3 separate regions of the Mus musculus genome follow, and all the other regions are linked to region 1. Evidence: chromatin loops called from intact Hi-C (ENCODE). Cell type or tissue: heart. All regions are shown on one strand.

The links. Peaks named below come from ENCODE experiments on the same cell type or tissue, not always from the same donor. Only the 100,000 strongest peaks of a DNase experiment are listed, where the experiment ranks them.
Region 2: it touches region 1 in a loop (2.5-fold over the local background); 2 of 42 quality-filtered maps call a loop at or near these places.
Region 3: a loop joins it to region 1, with 12 times the contacts of the local background. A loop is called at or near these places in 19 of 42 quality-filtered maps.

What each region holds. Positions count from the first base shown.
Region 1 is chr9:88,220,806-88,223,305 of GRCm38, forward strand. No RefSeq gene overlaps it. Among named protein-coding and RNA genes, the nearest start is that of Gm28231, 38 kb to the right of the region's middle. In heart, a CTCF peak has its summit at 1,380 (motif pointing left); no DNase peak of the experiment used is centred here; H3K27me3 peaks cover 1,237 bases.
Region 2 is chr9:87,966,861-87,969,360 of GRCm38, forward strand. No RefSeq gene overlaps it. Among named protein-coding and RNA genes, the nearest start is that of Gm23176, 53 kb to the right of the region's middle. In heart, no CTCF peak of the experiment used is centred here; DNase peaks (open chromatin) are centred at 1,541 and 2,051.
Region 3 is chr9:87,421,993-87,424,492 of GRCm38, forward strand. No RefSeq gene overlaps it. Among named protein-coding and RNA genes, the nearest start is that of Cep162, 170 kb to the left of the region's middle. In heart, no CTCF peak of the experiment used is centred here; no DNase peak of the experiment used is centred here; H3K27ac peaks cover 579 bases; H3K27me3 peaks cover 496 bases.

The DNA.
Region 1 (2,500 bases):
CAGGAGAGAAGATGAATCCTAGACACTCAGGAGCTTTGACGCATTTTCTTCTTTGCAAGGAAAAAAAAGAAAGAAAGAAACAGTGCATAGCTTAGGGACGCCATATGTGGAATCTAATATGGAAGCCCTCCCTCTTCCTTTCAGCAGTGAATTGATAATTAGTTACTGCAAATCGAACATGTCTCAAAGTTTGCAGGGCCAACTTCCAACAACATGTACACTCCACCAACACAAAATAGCAGGGGAGTGGACTTTTTCCCTCCAGGAATGTGACAGACTTTGAGATGACAGCCCCAGGGACACAGAAACAGTTCCTAAGAGTGATGCTTTCCAGGAAACGCTTGTGGTCAGAAACCATGGTTTCACGTGTGGAGCACTCAGTAGGCATGACCATGGTACCCCTGCTGCCTCACTCCAGGCTCCTCCTCAGAGCGGCTCCTTTTCATCTCCAAGGTGATTTCAGTGCGTTCACCAGTCGAAAGGCAAAAAGACATTCAAAGAGAGTCGTCAGCAGCTGCCCCCAGAAGCTGGTCCTCTCAGAAGAACTAGAAACTCAGCCCCTGCGCCCTTCAGCAAATGGACCGCTAGAAATTGGACCACCGTCCCACTGCGAAGGGCAGAGTCCTCGCATATCCCATTATTTCATTCCAGCAACTCAAGCAGAGAAGCATCGCACCACGGAGGTGACTGGCATGATATTTACCTCAGTGATCGTGACTCGGCCCTGAGTGGGACCAGAGTCACAGGGGGGGAAATAGGGAGGTCATTGCAGCAAAACTCTCCTCAGGTGGTGCTGAGGTTCAGCAAATCCAAGACAGCATCGTAGAACCAACAATAGCGCTACAGGAAAAGTACTCGCTACCCTCAGCAGTCGGCTGGCTGTGAGCTCTCTAAGGTCTCATTCGAACTGCAAACTTTGCCGTTCAACAACAGAAACATTATCAAAGATCCCCTCACTCGTTTATCATAAGCATCCTTCAGGTCTTTGTGCATCTCCACTGACTGAGAAATCCCAGCCAGATGTCAATGACCTCTAAATACGGAGATGACCCTGAGGTGCTGTGTGAATTTGCATCACATTAAATCAATATGTCAAATGTCTGGACGTGCTTTATTTTCCAAGGCCATTCTCCCAAACCAAGCGGAGACTACTCCCCATCCCACCCCTGGGCTAAACAGATTGCTAAAGCAAACTAGCTTCATGTGACTTTTTAAGAAAGCGTGTAAATCACACTATCATAAACCTTTCTCTTTTCAGGTTTGAGGCTGAGCGTCATTAACATCCAGCTTGATATCTTTGGTTCCACAATCCAGATGCCAGTGTCTTCAGGGGGAAAAAAAAGGAAACTTCTTAGGAAGGGTCGTAGCGCCCCCTGCTGGCTCAATTTACAGGCTGCAGTTTTTACAAGGTGGAAATTTGGGCATGAAGCCTTTTGATGCTGAAATCCCCTGTAGTTAAAAAGGGAAATGAGATTTTGAATGTGACGTTCTTCATTTCCTCAGCAACACACACTGCAGCAAAGAGAGTCTCCAATGTCTTCCATTATTATTCCTAGCATTTAATACAGCCAGCCATATTAGAATTGGCGACACCCCCATGGCATTATTCCCCACCACTATGTGAGGCAAAACCAAGGGAATAAAAGGGGGAGGGAGGTCAACTCTTTTCACCCTTTCTAATTCTCCTACTCATAGACGATATACCAGCACCGTGGGCATTCTTTTAGATGATCCCTCGGTAACCACAGTAGGACAAGACAGCCACCTGGGATGGCAAGCCCCCTATTACACACCAGTTGGTAAGCTGTTCTGAAGTCTAAGAGTCGAGAAGAAATCCCAAACCCATCAAGATATACTATACAGAATATAAATATTGACAAAAAAAAAAAAACAGGCATCCAGCTCAACCACCCTGACCACTTTCTACTACAAGGATCTCTCTGAGTCCCTCTGGACGGCAGGGAATGTTATTCAACCAAAACTTTACTGTGTTCAACAAGTGTTTAGTTAGCACTTAGGTTGTTTGGAATCATGTAGACATCAAAGATGGTGTGAAGAAAAAAAACAATACTTTGGACATAATTTATTGTCTAAAGGAGAATATAGACAACATACAAATAAGTCTACAACGATGTATTACAAACTACAGCAAAGGTCACGAAGGACAAGCACACAGTGCCATGGGAGATATCGCATCCGGGAAAATGTAACGTTTTCCTGGGGAAGTGATGTTAGAGCTGACACTAAAGCTCTGATCACAGTCATCAGCCCTCAAAAGCCAGGGAAAGAAGTTCTCCAGCAGGGCCATGAAGGTGACGGGCAACTGTCAGTCAGAGGGGCTCCATCACCAGGTGTGAGCTCGCTTGGTACACGTGTCTTTATGACTTTTTTTTTTAATTGACTGCAAAATAATTACAAAGCTACATAAATGGTTTCCAGGAGCTAACCAAATTCCAACACCAAAATGAGCTGCCTGCTTCTGTGGAAGACGTAAGAAAGC
Region 2 (2,500 bases), 250 kb before region 1:
AGATTATTCCTGTTCCTTGGATGAGCCCATCATCAAAAGTAAGTGAGAGGATGGCCCCATCACACTGCACTTAGCTGATACACTTAGTCAGTGCCCATTGTGACACAGCCAGTGGACCTGTTCTTATTACCACCCTGTTTTTTCACATCACCTTGTAGCCAAGGACTATTTCCCACATATCTTATCTGTTTCTAATACATCAGATCTACATTAGTGCTGTATTGTATACCTTGTTATCTTCCACTACAACAGACAAAAAAATATTATCAGGAAGTAAGACAAATACCTGAAATCCTACCATCCCTGAATTCAAGAAGAGCATCCTTATGAGTACGGAACATCTACAGACCTAATGAAAATGCATATGTAGTATTATCTCACGCTTAATATTAGAGATGTAACTGTATTGTTGAGAAGCACATAAGATAGAAGTCATTTCTTTTAGATACTGGAAGCCCCTTTTAGTTTCACTGTACTTCACAGTCAAAGAAACTCCAGCACTAGGAACATGGCTTGGTAGTAGAATGTTTCCCCAGTATATAAAAGTGAAAGGCTCCAAGTTCAATTCCCAGAATTTGGAGGAGGAGGAAGAAGAAGCAGAAACAGAAGCAGAAGTGGAAAAGGGAGAAGAGGAGGAGAAGAGGAGGGGGAGGAAGAAGAAGAGGAGGAGAAGAAAGGATGAAAGAAAAAAGAAACTTCACAGTGACCCCCTTGGTTACTGTTATAGGGAGTGAAAATGAATGTTTTAACTTCGATTTGATACAAAAATTCTGTTTTGCAAACCAAAGAATCAATAAATTGTTTTTTAGTGTAGTTAAACATCTTATAACATCGAAACCAAAGCATCCTGGCCTCTTATTCTCACGCATGAAGCAGGAGAAGGTAGAAATAGCATTTAAATCACCAGAGGTGGATCCCTAGGAAGGGTAGCCCAAGACGAAATTGAATGGACAGTTAGAGAAAGAAGCCATGCAAGCCAGCAAGCATGACGAGGGCAAAAGAGAGCCATAGTGAAAAAGTGTTGATAGAAGAAAAGTACAGAAGAGATGCCTGGACCCACCTGGTGATGTCGTGAATTCTGTGAGCTCTGCCTCATGGACAGTGACAGGCACATATTCTGTAGACTCCAAGACATCCTTAGACCTTCCTCAGAGCATCCTTGACAGCTCTATGGTAAACAATACACAAACACTTTGAAGCCTACTATACAATGGAGAGAAAATCAATGTTCAGGACAAAAATGACCACTAAAGACTATTTTACTTCAACAAAGATTGGTTGATAAGCCTGCTGTTAGAATTTTTGTAATAAACAAAATGTGGGTTGCTTTATTCCATCCTTATTTTCTTCAGAGATACATAGTTGGAGACTGGAGCCGTCCCTCAAAGGAGAATTTTGCATGTGAGTATCACTTTAAATGTTTTAGTGCTTCTAACTCAATCATTACATGTGGTCATAGAAATAATTTGTGCTCAAGTGCTCTCCAAGGACTGTGCTCAAGTGCTGGGATTCTTTGCATTTGGCCCACAGCCTCTGGGACTGTTCCATGCTAAGGGCCTCCCAAGGGTTCCATCTGGAGCACTTAAGTCTCAGGGTAATTTGCATTTATTTTGTGTTGGGATGGTCTCCACTTCCATCTTGCTATATCTGAGATGGAAGTGGGTGATGCCATGTTCACTTGGACGTTTGAAACTTAAGCATTCTGCCTGCCTGTTGTCCCAGGGAGTGCTACCTTCTGAAGGAGCAGATGCAAATAAAAGCAGACAAAAGCTATGGAGAACTGCTCAGCCGCCCTCACAGCTAAAGAATTCTCAGTGAAACCCAACACTAACGACATCTGAAAGAGATAAGTCATAGCATTAGTCATAAGGGCTGATGATGATGCAGTTTTACCAAATTGAAGAATATGTTACTGACACAGTAAGAGAACAATAAAAATCTTCACTTCTTCACCCAACAGTTCTGAGTTGCAGAAACCAGCTGCTTCCAGAAATGTCATTTATGCCAGTGAATTGAGAAACATTCTGAATAGCATCCGTGTAAGATGTCTAGTAGTGGCCAGACCATGGGGACATCATGGTCTGTGCTGACCACAGCAATTCCACCCACTCTCCAGACTCATACTCCAGGCCAGAGACTGGCTTGAAAATGCTCACAGGAATCAATTCTGGCCTCTAACATGTGTAGAAATGTTTCCTTGGGAGCTTTGGAAACATAGACACCTCTCTCCAAGGTGACATAGACAGAAGCCAATTAGCCCCTATCTCTGAGCACAGAGTTAGACATGGTCCCTGAAGATGCTGCAGCCTTCTATGATACACCTGAGAAGGAAATCAGCACCAGGGAGTGCAAATAAGGGAAATGGGAAACCCTGGGCCCTTGATGACAACCTTGAGCTACTACATCAATCCATAGTCAGCCTCAACTTCTACAGACATGAAATGTTAAACATCCTTATGATCAACTTGTGTTTAGTTTTTCTGTAACTTGCTTCCAAAAA
Region 3 (2,500 bases), 800 kb before region 1:
AAGGGTTGGTGTGTTCAGCTCTGTGGTGTGCGCTCTCTGAAATCACCTCGATGTTCTTTTAAAATTAAAAAAATTTTTTTACTTTATTGTAGGGGAAGAGCATTGCCAGTTTGCCTTGCTAGTGTGAGCCTCAGAAGCACCAGAGACTCTGCTCGGATTACAGGGAATCATGTCTTCGTGTCCCGTTCTGCAGCAGGGGCTCTTCTGGGTCATTTTTCAGTCCTTTCAAAATCCATATGTGGTGGCAGGAGGGCCTGCCTGTAAATCAGAAGGACCAAGTTTCTTGATTCAGTCTGGGGTAGTTTTACTCTTCGCTGTCACCACAGCTGTCAGCAGGATGTCTCAACCATCCTAATTGTCACCAGGGATTGGATTGCTCCCTAGCTAATTGTTTAGAACAACTAATCTGTGTCTAGGCGTAGGCAGCTGGGGGCATCCTGTATTTTAGACTAAACTCCCACCTTGCTTGCCTCTAAGCACAGTTGTTTGGGTCACCAAGGGTCAGAGAACCAAGACCTTCAGATCCAACTCAAACGTGGTTTCTAGACTGAGAATTGGAGGGAACCGCCAGCCTGTGTCTCAGCTAAACAACTGACAATCCAGAGTGCTCACAAGGACGATATGCTGCGTATTTTCCAGGGCATTTCTTCAGTGAAACTTCTAAATATTTCAATACTAGTGGCAGAGGGTTCTTCCCTGTAAGTAATAATTCACACATGCATATTAGCATGGATGGCCGTTCTGTTCAGAACCTGGGCTTTTTCTCAGCTTCCCAGAACAAGTGGTTAATTCATTATTTAAAAACAGCCCGCTGGACTCCTTTCTCTTGTACTCACCTGCAGGTTTTGCCGTTCCCTTAAAATTGATCCAGACAAGGTTCTTAGACCCCAGAAACAATAGGTTTAGGAGTTAACCCTCATAACCCCACAGTTTCTATTTCAAAGATCTTTCAAACAAGCTAATGAATTGATGTAAAATTTTAACAGGAAATCAAAGCAAGAGATCTTCTGAGAAGTTCCCTCACCAAACTATGATAAACTAAGCAAGCAATCAAAGGCAGCCCTCTCTGGAGCAAAATCGAAAATGTGCAGGCTCTGAAGAGACTTTGCAAACAGAGGGCCAGAATCTTTTTAAACAGGGAACGTGGAAGAGGGACCACACCCTCCTTCACTCAGATTTAGAAAAAGTAGCTTCATATTTTTTCATTAAAAGTCTATTTTGTTTAAAATGCTCCTTCTCTCACCTAGAAAAAAATTTAAAAGTATATAACTATGAATATCTCCTGGAGCCAGGGTGTTATGGGACAGACTCAAAGAAAAAGCCACTGCTTACTTACCGTGCCTTACCCGGCTACCAGCATTATGTTTGCATCACAACCCTGTGGAGGCATATAGACTCGCCACTCCCAGTTGCCAGGAAAACAGGCTCCCAGGGAGGTGAATTGATTTTCACAGATCACAGATTTTGCTAGTGGAAAAGTGCCGAGTATTAGAGAAGTTTGGGGAAGACATTTTTTTTTTTAAGAGGAAATGGGTTTTGAAATGGGGATTAAAGGCAAGCAGGAGTTGGGAGGATTAGTTCCGCAGAGGCAGGTAGATATACAAGGAACACAGGCATATGATTCTAGAGGCTTCAGAAGTGAAAACAAACAAGCTAACAACGGGAAGCTGTTGGGGTTCTAGTGTGATGGTGCTCCCTGCACAGCTCCAGTGTGATGGTGCTCCCTGCACAGCTCCAGTGTGATGGTGCTCCCTGCACAGCTCCAGTGTGATGGTGCTCCCTGTACAGCTCCTGTGTGATGGTGCTCTCTGCACAGCTCCTATGTGTGGGTGCTCCCTGCACAGCTCCAGTGTGATGGTACTCCCTGCACAGCTCCAGTGTGATGGTGCTCTCTGCACAGCTCCTGTGTGTGGGTGCTCCCTGCACAGCTCCAGTGTGATGGTACTCCCTGTACAGCTCCTGTGTGCGGGTGCTCCCTGCACAGCTCCAGTGTGATGGTGCTCCCTGCACAGCTCCTGTGTGTGGGTGCTCCCTGCACACCTGCCAGCACTGTGAGACTTGATTTTATCCCTCTGACACAATCAAAAGAACACATTAATTTTTCAGATTTCTTCTTCTTCCCCTCTGTAATTGCTGAATTGCTGTCATATTTAAAAGCATCTTCTTTTCTAATGAGGAAAGCAGTATGTATTTAACATTTATTTATTTATTTATTTATTTATTTATTTATTTATAGACAGGGTTTCCTGGAAATCACTCTATAGACCAGGCTGGCCTTGAGCTCAGAAATCTGCCTGCCTCTGCCTTCCAAGTGCTGGGATTAAAGATGAGTGCCACCACTGCCCGGCTCAGTATGTATTTATTGCAGGAAAATATGAAAGACAAAGTATGCACATGCACAAAGGAAAAGAAAAATGCAAAGACGTCTAATTGTATTTTCATTTGCCTTTGACATCTATAATCCCAGACTTTAAAAACAAGAAAAGGAGCTGCAGAGGGG